Linked DNA regions of Homo sapiens: region 2 is linked to region 1. Evidence: chromatin loops called from intact Hi-C (ENCODE). Cell type or tissue: B cell. All regions are shown on one strand. Each heading gives the region's core, and the rest is flanking DNA. Links, peaks and the distances in the headings are about the cores only. Region 1 has its middle 5.7 kb from the start of HECTD4. Region 2 overlaps HECTD4 (HECT domain E3 ubiquitin protein ligase 4).

Region 1 (9,926 bases), core at 1,144-9,143:
CTACTCGGGAGGCTGAGGCAAGAGGATCTCTTGAACTCAGGAGGTGGAGGCTGCAGTGAGCTATTATCTTGCCACTGCACTCCAGCCCGGGCGACAGAGGGAGACCCCATCCCTCCCTCCCCACCAAAAATATATATATGCCCACCAGTGCCATTTTATAAAAACAAGAAAGGAAAACTATATGTATAAAGAACAATGCATGAACAAATACACACCAGATGTTTAAGGTGAGTTGCCATGGGAGTGTGGGGCTGGTCTGGAACTACTGAGATGAGATTGTTCTCTATTACTTGTATATTTTTATCACTTAAAAAATAATAAAACAGGCCGGGCACAGTGGCTTACACCTGTAATCCCAGCACTTTGGGAGGCCAAGGTGGGCAGATCACCTGAGGTCAGGAGTTCGAGACCAGCCTGGTCAACATGATGAAACCCTGTCTCTGCTAAAAAAAATACACAAATTAGCCAGGAATGGTTGCACATGCCTGTAGTCCCAGATACTCAGGAGGCTGAGGCAGGAGAATAGCTGGAACCCAGGAGGCGGAGGTTGCAGTGAGCCGAGATCATGCCACTGCACTCCAGCCTGGGCAACAGAGCAAGACTCCATCTCAATAATAATAATAATAATAATAATAACAATAACAATAACAGGAGAACATTAAGGTGCATACCCTTTGATCCAGCAATTCAACTTTGAGGAAGTTGTCTGAAGGAAATAATCAGACTCGTAGTCAAGGATGGATATACAGGGTTGTGTAGCTCAATATTGTTTACAAAAGGAAAAACTTATCAATCTAGATGTCCAACAATATGGGGCTGGTTAACTAAAATATGATATATCCATAAGATGGAATATTATGGCCGGGCACAGTGGCTCACGTGGGTAATCCCAACACTTTGGGAGGCCAAGGCTGGCAGATCTCTTGAGCCCAGAAGCTCGAGACCCCCTTGGGCAACATGACAAAACCCCGTCACTACAAAAAATACAAAAATTAGCCAGGCGTGGTGGTGCACACCCATAGTCCCAGCTACTCAGGAGGCTGAAGCAGGAAGATCGTTTGAGCCCAGAAGGCAGAAGTTGCAGTGATTCAGCTAAGATTATGCCACTGCACTCCAGCCTGGGCAACAGAGTAAGACCCTGTCTCAAAAAAGAAGAAAAGAAGAGGAAGAGGAGGAAGAAGAGAACAATAAATCCAGCAGTTCAGAGTTGATCAGAACCATGGAAACAATAAAACAGGCAAGTGTAATGGAATGGCCATTTCATCAAATCCTCCCAAATGTCTGAGAGGGGGAGTATTATTATTCCTACTTTCAGCTGGGAAGTCAAGACTCAGTTAGATACTTTGCTCAATGTCACAAAGCCAGTAAACATCAAAGCTCAGATGTAAACCCAGGTCTGTCCGATTTTACAACTTCAGCTTCCTTATTTTGACTGTAAGAAAACTCCTTCATTCCTTTTTTTTTTTTTTTTGAGACGGAGTCTTGCTCTGTTGCCCAGGCTGGAGTGCAATGGCATGATCTCGGCTCACTGCAACCTCTTGACTCACTGCAACCTCTGCCTCCTGGTTTCAAGTGATTCTCCTGCCTCAGCCTCCCGAGTAGCTGGGATTACAGGCGTGCACCACCATGCCTGGCTAATTTTTGTATTTTTAGTAGAGACGGGGTTTTACCATGTCGGTCAGGCTGGTCTCGAACTCCTGACCTCGTGATCTACCCGCCTCGGCCTCCCAAAGTGCTGGGATTACAGGTGTGAGCCACCGCGCCCGGCCCTTCATTCCCTTTTCCAAACCTAATAACAACTATCTATCACAATTAAAAATATATATATAGGCTGGATGTGGTGGCTTGCACCTGTAATCCCAGCATTTTGGGAGGCTGAGGCAGGCAGATCACCTGCGGTCAGGAGTTCGAGAGCAGCGTGGCCAACATGGCAAAACCCTTTCTCTACTAAAAAATATATAAAAATTAGCCAGGTGTCGTGGCGTGCACCTGTAGTCCCAGCTACTCAGGAGGCTGAGGCAGGAGAATCACTTGAACCCAGGAGGCGGAGGTTGCGGTGAGCCGAGATAGCGCCATTGCACTCCAGCCTGGGCAACAAGAGTGCAACGCTGTCTCTAAATAAATAAATAAATAAATAAACAAGCAAAATTAGGTGAGCATCGTGATGTGCAGCTGTAGTCCTAGCTACTTAGAAGGCTGAGGTGGGAGGATTGCTTGAGCCCAGGAGGTTGAAGCTGCAATGAGCCATGGTTGTGTCACTGCACTCTAGCCTGGGTGACAGAGAGAGACCCTGTCTCTATTATTTATTTTATTTTATTTTTTTTGAGACAGAGTCTTGCTCTGTCACCCAGGCTGGAGTGCAGTAGTGCAATCTTGGCTCACTGCAACCTCCATCTCCTGGGTTCAAGTGATTCTCCTGCCTCAGCCTCCCGAGTAGCTGGGATTACAGGCATGTACCACCACGCTCGGCCAATTTTGTATTTTTAGTAGAGGCGGGGTTTCACCATGTTGGTCAGGCTGGTCTCAAAGTCCTGACCTCAGGTGATCCACCCACCTCGGCCTCCCAAAGTGCTGGGATTACAGGCATGAGCCACTGCGCCTGGCCCATTTTATTTTATTTATTTATTTCGAGATGGAGTTTCACTCTGTCACCCAGGCTGGAGTGCAATGGCTAGATCTTGGCTCACTGCAACCTCCGCCTCCCGGGTTCAAGTGATTCTCCTGGTTCAGCCTCCCGAGTAGTTGGGATTACAGGCACCCACCACCACACCCGGCTAACTTTTGTACGTTTAGTAGAGATGGGGTTTCACCATGTTGGCCAGGCTGGTATTTTTTCATTTTTAAAAAAATTTTTTTAGAGATGGGCTCTGCCTGTGTTGCCTAGGCTGATCTCCAACTCCTAGCCTCACGTGATATTCACACCTTGGCCTCCCCAAAGCACTGGGATTACAGGCATGAGCCACTATGACCGGCCCATCACAATTTTTAAATGCTTAGATTCAGGACTCTAACCATCTTAAATAGTTCAGATAAAATTTCTTCTATACTTAGTCTTATTTCTTCTACTCTTAATGATGTTTTAAGATCAGGAGTCAAGGTGCCCAGGAACTCTTGTCCTTCAGCCTAAGTGATGAAAACAGCACAGATCTAGGGCTTAAAGTCTTTAGACTGCATAATGAATAGTTATTTAATATTTTAGCAACAGTAATTAATTAGTCATAGGACTGCATGGCTGCCACTGCACCATGATGAGGCAGCTGATGAATTAATATTTATAGAACCCCCTCCGGAAAGGAGACCATTTAGTAGGGATTTCTAGAACAGATCAGCAAGACAAAGAAAATGCCTGGTCAAAAGAACTTTAGGTTGGAAGCTACGAGGAAGAGAATCTGTATCTAGTCTAGACAACACACACATACACACACAAGACATTCATTTATAGGAAGGAAAGATTTATGGCTTATGACTTCTTTTCTTTGGAATCGTCATTTCTACTCTTCTATTCAAGAATGGGGGATCAGGATGGGAAAAGGAGCAAGAGAAAGTGTTGGCTGGGCAACCCTAAGTTAGAAGCAGAGAAGAAATATGAGGAAAATAGGAAGAATAGCTATGACTAGGTTGGACCTCAGTTACTCCTGGGAGGCATCTCCCCAAGAGGGAGCAGCAGGCTTGTTGATGGAGATCATCTCCCTCCTGCCCCAGCTGCTGACGTGATACTCGCTAGCCCTGGCTCAAGCTGGGGCCCCTCTGGGATTTTGCAATATCTCTCCCTTCTGCTGGTTTTCTATACCAGCTGACTGTCTAAAATGACTTCGTAATCCTTCCTGGGTCCAAAAATATGTGAGTGTGGTGTGAAGATAAGTGGTCCTTGATAAACTTTATTAGAGCTTAAAGGTGGTTTTAGATGAGGCAGCCATGTTAATTTTTAAGGCCTTTCAAAACACCAAGGAAAAAATACACACACACACACACACACACACACACAGAACCTATGGGGGAGATTGATTATTTCCGTCTTACTAATTACAGTCTCAAAGAGGAAACACACACACCTACTCAAAATCTTTTTTCCAAGTGTTCTGGTAGGCCCTGTTCATATTTTTATTTCAAAGAAGATTATTTTGGCTCATGGGTGGATCTATGTGGTAACAGGGAAAAGAAATCAGATGAAAGAGATATTTGAAAACGAGGAGGGGGAAATTCTCCTTGGAGCACCACTGAATTGCTAAAACTAAAGGACGGGTCTCCACATTGATGAAAAGCCAGAAGATGAAGCAGCATTAAATGCCTTTCTCATTTGAAAAGATCATCAGCAGCAGGGAGCTCTGAAAGATGCTATGTCCTCCATCGCCACCTTGTGTGCATCACAGGCCTTGCTGCACTGGGATTTGTAGTTCAGACTTGGAAATTTGCTAACATTCGTCTCCTGCAAAAAAATTAGATTAAGAAAAAGTTGTGGCCGGGCGCGGTGGCTCACGCCTGTAATCCCAGCACTTTGGAAGGCCGAGGCGGGTGGATCACGAGGTCAGGAGATAGAGACCATCCTGGCTAACACGGTGAAACCCCGTCTCTACTAAAAATACTAGCCGTGCGCGGTGGCAGGCGCCTGTAGTCCCAGCTACTCGGGAGGCTGAGGCGGGAGAATGGCGTGAACCCAGGAGGCGGAGCTTGCGGTGAGCCGAGATCGCGCCACTGCACTCCAGTCTGGGCAACAGAGCGAGACTCCGTCTCACAAAAACACAAAAAAACAAAAACAAAAAGTTATGGCTCATGCCTGTAATCCCAGCACTTTGGGAAGCCGAGGTGGGCGGATCACCTGAAGTCAGGAGTTCGAGACCAGCCTGGCCAACAGGGCAAAACCCCATCTCTACTAAAATTACAAAATTAGCCAGGTGTGGTGGTGCGCGCCTGTAATCCCAGTTACCCAGTTACCAGGAGGCTGAGGCATGAGAATCACTTGAACCCGGGAGATGAATGTTGCAGCGAGCCGAGATTACGCCACTGCACTCCAGCCTGGGCAACCTAACGAGTCCATCTCAAAAAATAAAAATAAAAATAAAAATAAAAAAGTTGTTAGCACAAAGGAAAAGTGGACAAAAGATATTATTGAAGAGTTTTCACTCAAGGAAAAGCAAACACTGTACGTTTTTGTTCCTTCAGTATTCATTAAATGCCTACTCTGTGCCAGGCAGAGTTAGGTTTGAGGATCGAGTTCCCAAGGAGACTGGCAGCTTCCCTTTCTCATGAAAGACAGGGAGGCTGCTTGAAGGAATCATTCCAACGGGGATGAGAAGTCCGGGCACCTAGTCTGGGGGTGAGGTTCCCGGAAGATGTTGAGTTTAAAGCTGGTAACTGCTACGTATGAGTTAATGAATGTGAGGATGGTGGGGGAAACTTCAATACTATTATTCACCAAAAAAAGCACATGCAATGCAGTGTGGTGTTTGAATCATGGACTGCTTGGATTTGGTCCCAGATCTTTTGCATGTTACCATGAAGAAGTAATTCCACCTACCTGTTTCCCAGTTTTCTGGGATGATGGTGGTGGTATCTACCTTCATAAGTAAGCAAGGTTGGTTCCTTCTGAGGATTTTTTGTTTGTTTCTTTGTTTGTTTGTTTGAGACAGGGTCTCAGTCTGTTTCCCAGGCTGGAGTGCAGTGGTGCGATCTCAACTCACTGCAACTTCTGCCTCCCAGGCTCAAGTGATCCTCCCGCCTCAGCCTTCTGAGTAGCTGGGACCATGGGCATGCACCACCATGCCTGGCTAATTTTTGTATTTTTTTGTAGAGACAGGGTTTCGCCATGTTGCTCAGGCTAGTCTCGAACTCCTGAGCTCAAGCAACTGCCCACCTCTGCCTCCCAAAGTGATAGGATTAGAGGTGTGAGCCACCACACCTGGCCCTTCTGAGAGTTTTGAAAGAAGAATCTATTCCAGACCTCTCTCCATGGCTTGTAGATGACCATAGTCTTCCTATGTCTCTGTATATTGTCTTCCCTTGGTGTGTGTCTGTGTCCAAATTTGTTCGTCTCTCTCTTTTTTTTTTTTTTTTTTTGAGACAAGGTCTCACTTTGTTGCTGGAGTGCAGTGGCACGATCACGGCTCACTGCAGTCTCAGCCTGCTAGGCTCAAGTGAACCTCCCTCTTCAGCCTCCCTAGTAGCCGGGACTACAGGCATGTGCCACCACACCTGGCTAATTTTTTTTTTTTAAAGATGGGGTCTTGCTGTGTTGCCCAGGCTTGCCTACAACTGCTGGACTCAAGAAGTCCTCCCGCCTTGACCTCCCAAAGTGCTGGGATTACAAGCATGAGTCACCACACCTGGCCCAAATTTTCTCTTTTTACAAGAACATTAGTCATATTGGATTGGGCCCCCATCTTAAGGACTTCATTTTAACTTGATTCTCTCTCTCTCTGAAGACCCTGTCTCCAAATAACATTACATCCTGAGGTACTGAGGGTTAGGACTTCATCATGTAAATTTTCAAAGGGACACAGTTCAGCCCATAACAGAAATGGAGCTATGATTCCCTGAGATAGGAAGTATTAGGGAAGAAACATGTGGGGAAGGAGGGCAGAGAACCAAGAATTGGAAAGAAAAACAGTTAAAGTCATGAGACTATTCATTTATAATGATTTACATTTTATGGGATCTAATTACACTAAAGAGCTTCTGCACAGCAAAAGAAACTACCATCAGAGTGAACAGGCAACCTACAGAATGGGAGAAAATTTTTGCAATCTACTCATCTGACAAAGGGCTAATATCCAGAGTCTACAAAGAACTCAAACAAATTTACAAGAAAAAAACAACCCCATCAACAAGTGGGCGAAGGATATGAACAGACAGTTCTCAAAAGAAGACATTTATGCAGCCAACAGACACATGAAAAAAGGCTCATCATCACTGGCCATCAGAGAAACGCAAATTAAAACCACAATGAGATACCATCTCACACCAGTTAGAATGGCGATCATTAAAAAGTCAGGAAACAACAGGTGCTGGAGAGGATGTGGAGAAATAGGAACACTTTTACACTGTTGGTGGGACTGTAAACTAGTTTGACCATTGTGGAAGACAGTGTAGTGATTCCTCAGGGATCTAGAACTAGAAATACCATTTGACCCAGCCATCCCATTACTGGGTATATACCCAAAGGATTATAAGTCATGCTGCTATAAAGACACATGCACACGTATGTTTGTTGTGGCACTATTCACAATAGCAAAGACTTGGAACCAACCCAAATGCCCATCAATGATAGACTGGATTAAGAAAATGTGGCACATATACACCATGGAATACTATGCAGCCATAAAAAATGATGAGTTCATGTCCTTTGTAGGGATATGGATGAAGCTGGAAACCATCATTCTCAGCAAACTATCACAAGGACAAAAAACCAAACACCACATGTTCTCACTCATAGGTGGGAATTGAACAATGAGAACACTTGGACACAGGAAGGGGAACATCACACACCGGGGCCTGTTGTGGGGTGGGGGGAGGGGGGAGGGGGGAGGGATAGCATTAGGAGACATACCCAATGTAAATGGTGAGTTAATGGGTGCAGCACACCAACATGGCAAATGTATACATATGTAACAAACCTGCACGTTGTGCACATGTACCCTAGAACTTAAAGTATAATTAAAAAAAAAAAAAAAATATATATATATATAAAGATTTACATTTTAAAATAAAATAGGCTGGCTGTGGTGGCTCAAGCCTGTAATCCCAGCACTTTGGGAGGCTGAGGTGGGCGGATCACTTAGGCCAGGAGTTTGAGACCAGCCTGGCCAACATGATGAAACCCCGCCTATACTAAAAAAAAATACAAAAATTAGCCGGGCATGGTGGCGGACCCCTGTAATCCCAGCTGCTTAGGAGGCTGAGGCACTAGAATCACTCCAACCCAGGAGGTGGAGGTTGCAGTGAGCGGAGATCGTGCCACTGCACTCCAGCCTGGTCGACAGAATGAGGCTCGGTCTCAGAAAAATAAATAAATCAAACAAAAACAAAACAAAAAATAATTTGCATTGTATACTCTCACTTGTCACCTGCTTCAGGTCATCTCAGGCCAGTGCCCATCTTTATATGCATATAAAAACATAGATATATAAAGACATATATATATATATATATATATATATAAAGACATATATATATAAAGACATATATATATAAAGACATATATATATATAAAGACATATATATATGTCTTTTTTCGTATACTTGTTGGACATTTATATATATATATATGGGGTAGAAATGCAATTACATTACATGAGAAGTGGTCAAGTCAGGGCTTTTAGGGTATCTGTCATCCAAATAGTATACATTGTACCCATTATGTAATTTCTCATCATCTACCCCCTAACACCCCCTCATCCTTCTGATCTCCAGTATCTATCATTCTACTCTCTATGTCCATGTGTACACCTTTTTTAGCACTGACTTAGGAATGAGAACATGCAATGTCTATTTTTCTTTTTTTTTTTTTTTGAGACAAAGTCTCACTCTGTGACCCAGACCGGAGAGCAGTGGCGCGATCTCGGCTCACCGCAATCTCAGTTCAAGCCATTCTTGTGCCTTAGCCTCCCAAGTAGCTGGAACCACAGGGACATGCCACCACGCCTGGCTAAATATTTTGAATTTTTAGTAGAGACAGGGTTTCACCATGTTGGCCAGGCTAGTCTCGAACTTTTTTTTTGAGACAGAGTTTCGCTCTGTCGACCAGGCTGGAGTGCAGTGGTGCAATCTTGGCTCACTGAAACATCCATCTCCGGGGTTCAAGCAACTCTCCTGCCTCAGCCTCCCAAGTAGCTGGGATTACAGGTACATGCCACCACACCCAGCTAATTTTTACATTTTTAGTAGAGATGGGGTTTTACCATGTTGGCCAGGCTGGTCTCAAGCTCCTGACCTCAGGTGATCTGCCCACCTTGGCCTCCCAAAATGCTGGGATTACAAGTGTGAGCTACTGTGCCTGGCCCACAGATATTTTCTTTCATTGTGTGTGTTGTTGGTTCATTATCTTGATTATTTCTTTTGCTGTACAGAAGCTTTTTGGTTTAAGTCCTGTTTGTCTGTTTTTGTTGTCTGTGCTTCTGAGATCTTAGGCATACAATGCCCATCTTCATCTCAGCAAGCCACCCTGACTGCTTGCAGTTTCTTTAACAATTGTACCATTTTCCTACCTCTAGGCCTTTGCACTTGCTGTTCCCCCTGCCAGAATGCCCTTCGCCACCTGCTTCACTTGGCAAACTCCTACCTATTCTCCAGTTATCAGCTTCCTCGTAGAGGACATCTGATTCCCCCAAACACAATAGGTCCTCCTGTTTCTCAGTCATTTTTGCACACTATTTCTTTTCATAGTAGTACTTATCTTAACTGCAATCAAATGTATATGGTTTGGATGTTTATTCCTTTTATGTCTCATGTTGAAATATGATTCCCGGGGTCGGGCACAGTGGCTCACACCTGTAATCCCAGCACTTTGGGAGGCTGAGGCGGACAGATCACTTAAGGTCAAGAATTCAAGACCAGCCTTGCTAACATGGTGAAACCCTGTCTGTACTAAAAATACAAAAATTAGCTGGTCTTGGTGGCAGGCGCCTGTAATCCCAGCTACTTGGGAGGCTGAGGCACGAGAATCACTTGAACCTGGGAGACAGAGGTTGCAGTGAGCTGAGATTGCGCCACTGCACTCCAGCTTGGGCAACAGAGAGACACTCTATCTCAAAAAAACGATCAAAAAACCTCTGGGTGTGGTGGCTCATGCCTGTAATCTCAGCACTTTGGGAGGCTGAGGCGGGTGGATCACCTGAGGTCAGGAATTCAAGAACAGCCTGAGCAATATGGTGAAACCCTGTCTCTACTAAAAATACAAAAATTAGCCTGACGTGGTGGCATGTGTCTGTAGT
Region 2 (9,926 bases), core at 643-8,642, 170 kb before region 1:
GGTGGTACACATCTGGAGTCTCACTATGTTGCCTAGGCTGGAGTACAACTGACTATTCATAGGTGCAATCATAACGCATTGCAGCCTGGAACTCCTGGGCTCAAGTGATACTCCCAACTCAGCCTCCAGAGCAGCGGGGACTACTCTGGCACCACCACACCTGGCATCTTGTAAGTCATTATAAAGACTTGGGCCTTTAAAATGCATGACACGAGAAGCCACTAACTGGATAGTGACATTCCAACTAACATCTTGAAAAGATCACTGTGGTTGCTGGGTTGAAAAGACATGTATTACCTTAGAGATGTCCTGAAGGGGGAAAAAAAAAAAAAAGATAAGACGTGAACGGGCAAGAATGGGGACTGGGAGAGGAGTCAGAACACTGTAATGAGCTACCCAAGGGAAGATGGTGGCAGGGCCGGGTTGTTGATGGAAGAATGGGAGAAGGGGTCAGATTCTAGATACATTTTGAAGGTTAGAACCAAGATCTGCTGACAGGTTGGATGTGGAGCAGAAGAAAAAAGAGGAGTCAAGGAGAATATCAAGGTTTTTGGCCTTAGCAACTACAAGCATGGAGCTGCCATTTCCTGAGATGAAGAAGACTGGGGAAGTGGCAGCTTTGGGTTTGGGGGAGAGTTAGGCTAAGTCTTGGTCACGTTAACCTTGACATGCCAATAAGGCATCTCTTTAGAGATGCTGCCCAGGCTGCTGGGTATGTGAGCATGGAGTTTAGGGAAAGGTCTGGGATAGAGATATGGATGTGGGAGCTACCAGCATGTAGTAAGTAATAATGTTCCAGAACATTGGATATTAATAGATGCCCCTTAAGAAACAAGAGTTCCATCATTAAATATGTATGAGGATGCTGGTTAACTAAGTTGAACTTACAAATCTTTACCGAAGGTTCTCTCCAAGTTTCTGACATACTGAGCAACCAAAGAGAATCACTTTCAAAATTTACTTAATCACATAATCATTTTACTGACATTTGAAAGAACTCTAGTGTTCCTTGCATTGTTGTCTGGGAAAGGTTGCTAAAAAAATGTCAAGGCAATGAAGCACTAAGTTCCTGATATAGCATTGTTCAAGCTAAGACTGTGGGGTCAACACAAAGGAAGACACACACTTGCTCAAGCTGGCTCTGCCCTTCCTCTGCCATTGTGTACCAATATTATGTACAATGAGGGCCCGTTTGCTCCCTTTCATTTTTCCATGTCTAACAGGAACAGGTGATGAAGGAGAATTTGTTTTCCTTTCCCAACAAGGTAACCTGCCTTTTTCTGAATGTGAACCACTGGCCACATGCCACCAGAGACGTCTTCAAGATATGGTGAGAGGCGCTGCCCGCAGTATGTGAAGTACACCCGGCCCTTGGCTGGCTGTCCCGGAGGAGGTGGAGTCCCCTCAGTTCTCTCCCAGCCAATTCCTGCCACGTCACCTATAGCAGAGAACGGGAAGGAAAACATATTTTCTCCCTTTTATTAAGTAAATTTTAAATTTGCAACCGGAGTGTCACCCTACACATCACAGACTATTTATGCTCTCATTTACTTCTGAAATGGACATGAAGTTATTGTTATTTATTTATTTATTTATTTATTGAGACGGAGTCTCACTCTGTTGCCCAGGCTGGAGTACAGTGGTGCCATCTCGGCTCACTGCAACCTCTGCCTCCCAGGTTCAAGCAATTTTCCTGCCTCAGCCTCCAGAGTAGCTGGGATTACAGGCGCCTACAAGCACGCCCAGTTAATTTTTGTATTTTTAGTAGAGACAGGGTTTTGCCATGTTGGCCAGACTGGTCTCGAACTGTTGACCTCAGGCAATCCACCTGCCTCGGCCTCTCAAAGTGCTGGAATTACAGTCGTGAGCCACCACGCCCAGCCTAAGTTTTTGTATTTAGATATAAAGTAACATAACAGAAACAACCCATTTAAAGAAGCTGTCAGAATTTTTAGAAGGAAAATGCCTAGTGTCTGTGTTAAATTAGTTACCGCAATTACATATTAAATTTAGCCTTTATTTTCCTGGCAGGCAAGAAAAAAATGAAAAACACTAGGTACTATTTTTAAAATAGAAAAATGAAGTTTTTCTCTTTTGACACATGGAGGATTACTTATGACGAATAAGTAAAAAGGTATTAGTAATATCATCTCCGGTGAATATTCAGAAATGGCCTAAAAATATATAATTTAGGCCGGGCACAGTGGCTCAAGCCTGTAATCCCAGCACTTTGGGAGGCCGAGGTGGGTGGATCACAAGGTCAGGAGATCGAGTCCATCCTGGCTAACACGGTGAAACCCTGTCTCTACTAAAAATACAAAAATTTCGCCGGGCTAGGTGGCAGGCACCTGTAGTCCCAGCTACTTGGGAGGCTGAGGCAGAAGAATGGCGTGAACCCGGGAGGCGGAGGTTGCAGTGAGCCAAGATTGTGCCACTGCACTTCAGCCTGGGCGACAGAGCAAGACTCCGTCTCAAAAAAATATATACATATATATATATATATATATAATATATATATAAAATTTAAGGCCAGACATGATGGTTCATGCCTGTAATCCCAGCATTTTGGGAGGCCAAGGTGGGAAGATTGCTTGAGCCCAGGAGTTCAAGACCAGCCTAGGCAACACAGTGAGACCTCGTCTCTACAAAAAATACAGAAATTAGTCAGGCATGGTAGTGTGTGCCTATGGTCCCAGTTACTCAGGAGGCTGAGATGGGAGGGTCACTTGAGCTCAGGGGGTCAAGCCTGCAGTGAGCTGTGATTGCACCACTGCACTCTAGCCTGGGTGACAGAGTGAGACCCAGTCTCAAAAAAAATAAAAAAGAAAAAAAATACATATATAATTTTAAACTTCACCTACAATGTAAGCTAAAGATAGACCACTAAATTCCATTATGTTTCCTACTTATAAGCATTTAAGGCATTTTGCAAAAAGTGAAGATAACCAACAGAATCCAGGCTGTTATCTGATAAGATGACTGGACACTGTGGTAGGACTTACAGAACCAAGAGAAGCCTGTCAATTGCATCGGCACTCTTACATCAGCTGCCTCAAGCAAGCTGCTAGCACGTGTGGCCTTATAATTTATCTTTTGTAAACTCTCCAGTAAGTGCATGAAGTTCTAAGGTTCTGTTTTGATCACAGAGTCTCCTATGGCTTAGGTACCACAGGAATGGGAGCTTCCCAGTGGCTGGGGACTTGTCATTGTTCGCCACGGCATCCCCAGGGGCCAGAAGAGGGTCTAGCAGGTAGGAGATGCTCAGCAAGTATCTGTTGATGAATGGAAGCCCATGTATTGGTAGAGGGGTTGAGATTCTGTTAGACAGATTGGGTTCTAATTCCTATTCCTTTGCAGACACATTTCTCTAGAAAGAGGGTAGTCTGTGTGCCCGTAGTCCAGTCCTAAATGTTCTCAAAAACCACAACTGATAAAACAACAAATACAGCAACAAGGAAATAAAAACACTGAAAACGCTCCCCCAGCCTACCACCCACCCCCTGACATACACCCTTTTGTGCTGAAAGCACTTAGGTAAGTACTCTGCTGAGATGTCTGAGTTATGCTTTGTGAAGTAAGAGAAAAATTTTTACTTTGCCCTGAAATGATTTCCAAGTCATAGTATGACTTGGCTTGAGTAAAAACACTATGCTGCCAGGGGCCGGGTGTGGTGGCTCACACCTGAGAGCCCAGCACTTTGGGAGGCTTAGGCAGGGAGATTACTTGAGATCAGAAGTTTGAGACCAGCCTGGCCAGCATGGTGAAACCCCGTCTCTACTAAAATACAAAAATTAGCTGGGCATGGTGGCAGGCACCTGTAATCCCAGCTATTTGGGAGGCTACGGCAGGAGAATTGCTTGAGCCCAGGAGGCGGAGGTTGCAGTGAGTTGAGATTGCACCACTGCACTCCAGCCTGAGTGACAGAGCAAGACTCCACTTCAAAAGAACAAACAAACAAACAAAAAACACAAAAAAACCGCACTGTGCTCCCAGGAAAAGTGTAATTTAACAAGCAGCCCCCTTAAGGACAAGTGATGGCAAAAGTAACCTCCAGGCAGCTACAAGAGGCTACCTATTGGAGTGACTTCATATTCCCCATCTCATCATCCCAGATTGTTTACTATGTATCTCAATTTAAGTTCTATTATAGATGAAGCCTAAGATGCATTGTCTAAAAATAAGTAACCAACATATTCGGCTGCTTCGAATGTCAGCAGGACAGTTCTGTTTTTTTGCTATAGCTGGAGTACGTAGGGCCAATCCTAATTCAACTACTATACAGATCTAGTTATTTACATGGAGACTAAAAAGAAGGAGGAAAGGGTTCTTTATTGAGTTGACTGTCTATGTGACTGAAACATAGAGGCAGAACATTTGTCAAAGCTTGACCAGATGTTTATAGGCTGTATCTACCAATAAGGCATTTCTCTCTCTCTCTGTTTTTTGAGATAGGGTCTCACTCTGTCACCCAGGCTGGAGTGTAGTGGTATGATCACAACTCACTGCAGCCTCAACCTTCTGGGTTCAAGTGATTTTCTTGCCTCAGCCTCTCGAGTAGCTGGGACCACAGGCATGCGCCACCACTAATTTTTGTATTTTTTGTAGTGATGGGGTTTCGCCATGTTGCCCAGGGTGGTCTTGAACTCCTGGGCTCAAGTGATCCTCTTGCCTCAGCCTCCCCAAATGCTGGAATTATAGGCGTGAGCCACTGTGCCTGGCCCAATAAGGCACTTCTCCAGTGCCTCACAGCTAGAGGTGGAGTTCTCTTTTTTTGAAGCTATTTATCTGCTCATTAATGAAAGACTAAACTTCAGATAGAAGCAAAATCTCTGAATTATCTAATGACTAAGGCACAAAAGTACACGTAACTCTGGAGTTACCAAATGGAGGCTCTAATGGCGAGGGCTCATAAAGTGAGGGGTTTGGTGTAAACTAGGGGGCAGCAAGGACGTGTTTGGTTTTTGCTAAATGACAAACTGCCCATTTCCAATTGCTAAATTTATTCAACTTTAACCTGTTTAGACCCAAACCTGAGACCAACAGAATCACACAGGGTGGAAAAGCTCCCACTGCACTCACCGGGGGAGAGAGTCACGTCTAAGCGAACGCTCTTCCACTGTAACAAACTGGAGCCATTATAGTGCACGGCTCGGCCGTTGCTATGAAAAATACAAAGAAGGGAGGTCAAAGACAAGAAAGATAAGCCTCACTGGCCAACACACAAACAGGGAAGTGGTGAAGTGGAGGGGGGGTGGTCAGCATTGTGAGATTATTATAGTATCACTTTAGTATTAAAATACCCACACCAATATTTCCCAAACTGTATTCCTAGAATAAAGGGTTATAGAATTTGCAAAATAAACAGATTTTTAAAAAATTACAGGTCAACTAGGAAGGAATCTTACTAATGTGCACTGGAAATCTCCAGAAAGGAAAAATAATGCTCTCCTTTCCCCAAACTCACTTGAAGACAGAACTCTATTTTGACTTCCTGAACACCTATACACACCTTGTGGGAGGCTACTGCTCTCTGTCACACTGAGCTACTTCTTTTACTTACTTATGGAAAAGACAAGTGCCCACTGGATTAGTCCAAGCCCCATCTCGCTTCTCTGCTTCTGTAGTGAAGCCAAAGGAAACTATGGGTCCGGTGTCATCATCGGTGTCTCCATAGGAAACGATTTCAATTTCCCAGTAAAAAGACGGGGCCTGAAGAGATGCCAGAAGAGAGCAGCAATCAGAGGGCTAATCCTGGGCCTGAGACCTGCTTTTTCTTTCAAATCTGAAGATGCAAAAGACAGTGTGTCATGTGATGTCTCACCTGAACTGGCAGTGGTGAAGTGGCATAGATAAAAGTGCCCCGGGGCAGGCCTCCCCCAGCGCTGGGGTCAGCCAGGAAGGTGACTGAGGTAAGGTGAGATGAGAACATGCAGGCTCGAACAGGCGGAAACACTCGCGAGGGGCTCCAAGTAATCTCTTTGGGCTGCATCAGGGAGAAAAACCCATATTCAGTAGAACTGCAAACACAATCCCTTTACTCTCTCAAAGAAGAAAAAAATTTTATCTGATGGTATTAAAATATAGGCATACACACACACACACACATACACACACACACACACATACACACACACACACACACACAATTTATTTATTTAGAGACAGAGTCTCACTCCTATCACCCAGACTGGAGTGCAGTGGTGCAATCATAGCTCGCTGCAGCCTCAAGCTCCTGGGCTCAAGTGGTCCTCTTGCTTCAGCCTCCCCAGTAGCTGGGACTACAGGTGTGCATCACCACACCCAGCTAATTTTTGTATTTTTTGTAAAGATGAGATCTTGCTATATTGCCCAGGCTGATCTCAAACTCCTGGGCTCAAGCTATCTGTCTGTCTTGGCCTTCCAAAGTGCTAGGATTATAGGCGTGAGCCGCCATGCCCAGCCAGGCACATATATTTTTTAAAAAGTGTATCTTTTTTCCAAATAAAATTTTTACTATCCCTTTAAGACACTATTTATCTTCCATTATCATCAATTCCAAGGTCTGGTCCCCATCCTCTTATAGCCCCCATGTAGTTACTGAACAAATTTTAGTACAATTTATAAATGCATGACTTAATATTCAGCTCAAGGCTAAGCAGGGGAACCATGGTGACACTTCCTTTTTCTTTTTTTAAAGGTTAGTTGTCTTGCTTTCTCAGTTTTATTTTTAATCATTCTAATCATAAAAATCTCAAGCTTCTCTATCAGATAAAAGCAACTTTTAAAAAATTTATTATTATTTTTTTATTTTTTGAGACAGTCTCATTCTGTCATCCAGGCTGCAGAATCCCAGCTACTCAGGAGGCTGAGGTAGGAGAATCAGTTGAACCCGGGAGGTGGAGGTTGCAGTGAGCTAAGATCAGGCCACTGCACTCCAGCCTGGGTGACAGAGTGAGACTCCATTTCAAAAAAAAAAAAAAAATTCATATAACACACAATTCACCCATTTGAAGTGTATAAGTCAATGTTTTGTTTTGATTTTTAATATTTATGGGTACATGGTAGGTGTATATATTTATGGGGTAAGTCAATGGTTTTTAATATATTCACAGAGTTGTGCAACCATTATCGTGATCTAATTTTAGAACATTTTTGTCCCTACTGAAGGAAATTCCATACCCTTTAGTAGTCAATCGCCGTTCCTCTCTTCCCTTAACTCTCCTTTGCCCCCACAGCTCCTGGCAATCACTAATCTATTTTCTATGTCTATGGATTTACCTGCACTAGACATTTCATATAAATGGAATTTATATAAGATGTGGTCTTTTGTGTCTGGCTTCTTTCACTTACTGTAATTTCAAGTTCATTCATGTTGTAGCATATATCAATACCTCATTCCTTTTTATGAACAAATGATATTCCATTACATGGCTATTGCATATTTTATTTATTCATCAGTTGATGTATATTTGCAGTTTCCACTTTTTGGCTGTTGTGAATAATGCTGCTAAGAACATTAATAGATGTACCAATTTTTAACATTTTGCCCCTCTTTTTTTTTTGGACAGAGTCTTGCTCTGTCACCCAGGCTGGAGTGCAGTGGCACAATCTCAGCTTACTGCAACCTCTACCTCCCAGGTTGAAGCGATTCTCCTGCCTCAGCCTCCCAAGTAGCTGGGATTACTGATGTGCACCACCATGCCCAGCTAATTTTAGTATTTTTAGTAGAGATGGGTTTCAACATGTTGGCCAGGCTGGTCTCAAACTTCCGGCCTCATGTGATCTGCCCAGCATGGCCTCTCAAAATGTTGGGATTACAGGCGTGAGCCACCATGCCCAGCCCACTTTTGTTTTTTAATTACTCACTTATGTTCTCTGTTATGAAACTGACTGTATCTCTAAACTTAAAAAAAAAAAGCTTTCTTTTTGTTATTGACAGCACAAAGAAGCTATTTATAAATTATGAAGTTTCGCTCCCCTGCTATAATTTTCCAATATTCAGAATGTCAGCTCAATTTGCTCTGACATTCAAAGATGAGAGCATGGCACCGCAAAGAGGGCATGTCACTGCAAAAGAATGCACCTCCAAACGGCTTTGCAAACACTTATTCTAAATGTCCTTAACTTGCTGCTGGCCTTACTCAGTGATGTGTGTGGAGGCTGCAGGAGGCGCGAAGCACCGCAGAGGGCTCACCTGTCTTCGGTCAGCCTGCAAAGGAGGTGGTGGGGGCCGAGCACAGTCCCGGTAGAGCATCCTCAGCCGTTCACACTGTACCTCCACAACTGCAAGTCGCTCTCCTGTAGAGGGCACATGTTGAATCTGTGAAAACAACTCCCGCAACTCCCAAGTGGGTGCTGACTCTTTTGGAGCAGCATCAAAACAATAAAATGCACTTATAGAGCTCATTGAATTTTTTTTTTTTTTTGAGACAGAGTTTCGTTCTATTGCCCAGGCTGGAGTGCAGTGGCGCGGTCCTGGCTTACTGCAACCTCTGCCTCCTGGGTTCAAGAGATTCTCCTGCCTTAGCCTCCCAAGTAGCTGGGATTACAGGCACATGCCACCGCGCCCGGTTAATTTTTGTATTTTTAGTAGAGACAGGGTTTCACCATGTTGGCCAGGCTGGTCTCGAACTCCTGACCTCAGGTGATCCGCCTGCCTCAGCCTCCCAAAGTGCTGGGATTACAGGCTTGAGCCACCGCGCCCAGCCTGAAATTCTTATAAAACAACAAATACCCCGAGACATCTTTGTCTTCCATAACGTAGCCCAGCATCACAACAATGAGGGCAAGTGCTTAGCCTCTGGTGCAGTCCAACTCCTGGATTCAGAACCTGGCCCCAGTACTCAGTATTTATCATCTCACTTGCAATACTGGGTAACAACAGCACCTGTGTCTCACAGGGCTGTTGTGAAGATGTGATGAAATAACTTAAGTAAAGCCCTTGGCTAAGTCCCTAGCACAGGCATTCAATAAATGTGTTGTTATTCTCATCATCTAATAAATGAAGACTATTATTCTTATCACCTAAATTAATTTTTAAAAATCTAATATCTATGGAGCACCTGCTATGAGCAAGGCACACTGCGAAGTGTTGGAGAACACAAAGATATATGAGCCAAAGCCCCTACTATGGAGGGAAAATAAGATGCGCACACACGCAGACCACACACAGGCACACACACACAGTAAAGAGCACAGTGCTGGGCTGCAGTATGTGATTATGTAATATAAGGTACAAGCAGAGGCACAGGTGAATGAGCAGTGACTTCATTCGAGCATCCAGAAAGGCTTAATGAAAACATCATTAAGTTAGATCTTAAGAAAGCCAGGTGCGGTGGCTCATGCCTGTAATCCCAGCACTTTGGGAGGCTGAGGCAGACGGATCACTTGAGGCCAGAAGTTCAAAACCAGCCTGGCCAACACAGCAAACCACCATGTCTACAAAAAATACAAAAATTAGCCAGGCATGGTGGCACATGCTTGTAATCCCAGCTACTCGGGAGGGTGAGGCATGATAATCGCTTGAACCCAGGAGGCAGAGGTTGCAGTGAGCTGACATCATGCCACTGCATTCCAGCCTGGGTGACAGAGTGAGACTCTGTCTCTAAATAAATAAACAAGAGATAAGAAGCACCTGCCCTGGCCCTGCATGGTGGTGCATGCCTGTAATTCCAGCACTTCGGGAGGCTGAGGCAGGAGGACTGCTTAAGCCCAGGAGTTTGAGACCAGCCTGGGAGACATAGTGAGACCCCGTCTCTACAAATTTTTATTTTTTTGAGACAAGGTCTCTCGCTCTGTTGCCCAGGCTGGAGTGCAATGGCGCAATCTCGGCTCACTGCAACCTCTGCTTCCCAGGCTCAAGTGATCCTCCCACCTCAGCCTCCCAAGCAGGTGGGACCACAGGCGTGAGCCACCACACTTGGCTAATTTTTTGTATTTTTTGTAGA

What was found. Peaks named below come from ENCODE experiments on the same cell type or tissue, not always from the same donor. Only the 100,000 strongest peaks of a DNase experiment are listed, where the experiment ranks them.
Region 2: it touches region 1 in a loop (6-fold over the local background); 2 of 110 quality-filtered maps call a loop at or near these places.

Annotation. Positions count from the first base shown.
Region 1 is chr12:112,383,173-112,393,098 of GRCh38, forward strand. No RefSeq gene overlaps it. Among named protein-coding and RNA genes, the nearest start is that of HECTD4, 5.7 kb to the left of the region's middle. In B cell, for the core only: a CTCF peak has its summit at 4,370 (motif pointing left); DNase peaks (open chromatin) are centred at 4,359 and 4,661.
Region 2 is chr12:112,211,213-112,221,138 of GRCh38, forward strand. HECTD4 (HECT domain E3 ubiquitin protein ligase 4) reads right to left here. Exons shown (of 76, transcript NM_001388303.1): 45 at 8,174-8,277; 46 at 5,822-5,983; 47 at 5,561-5,709; 48 at 5,080-5,159; 49 at 1,275-1,438. Among named protein-coding and RNA genes, the nearest start is that of MIR6861, 53 kb to the left of the region's middle. In B cell, for the core only: no CTCF peak of the experiment used is centred there; a DNase peak (open chromatin) is centred at 5,160; H3K4me3 peaks cover 919 bases; H3K27ac peaks cover 5,248 bases.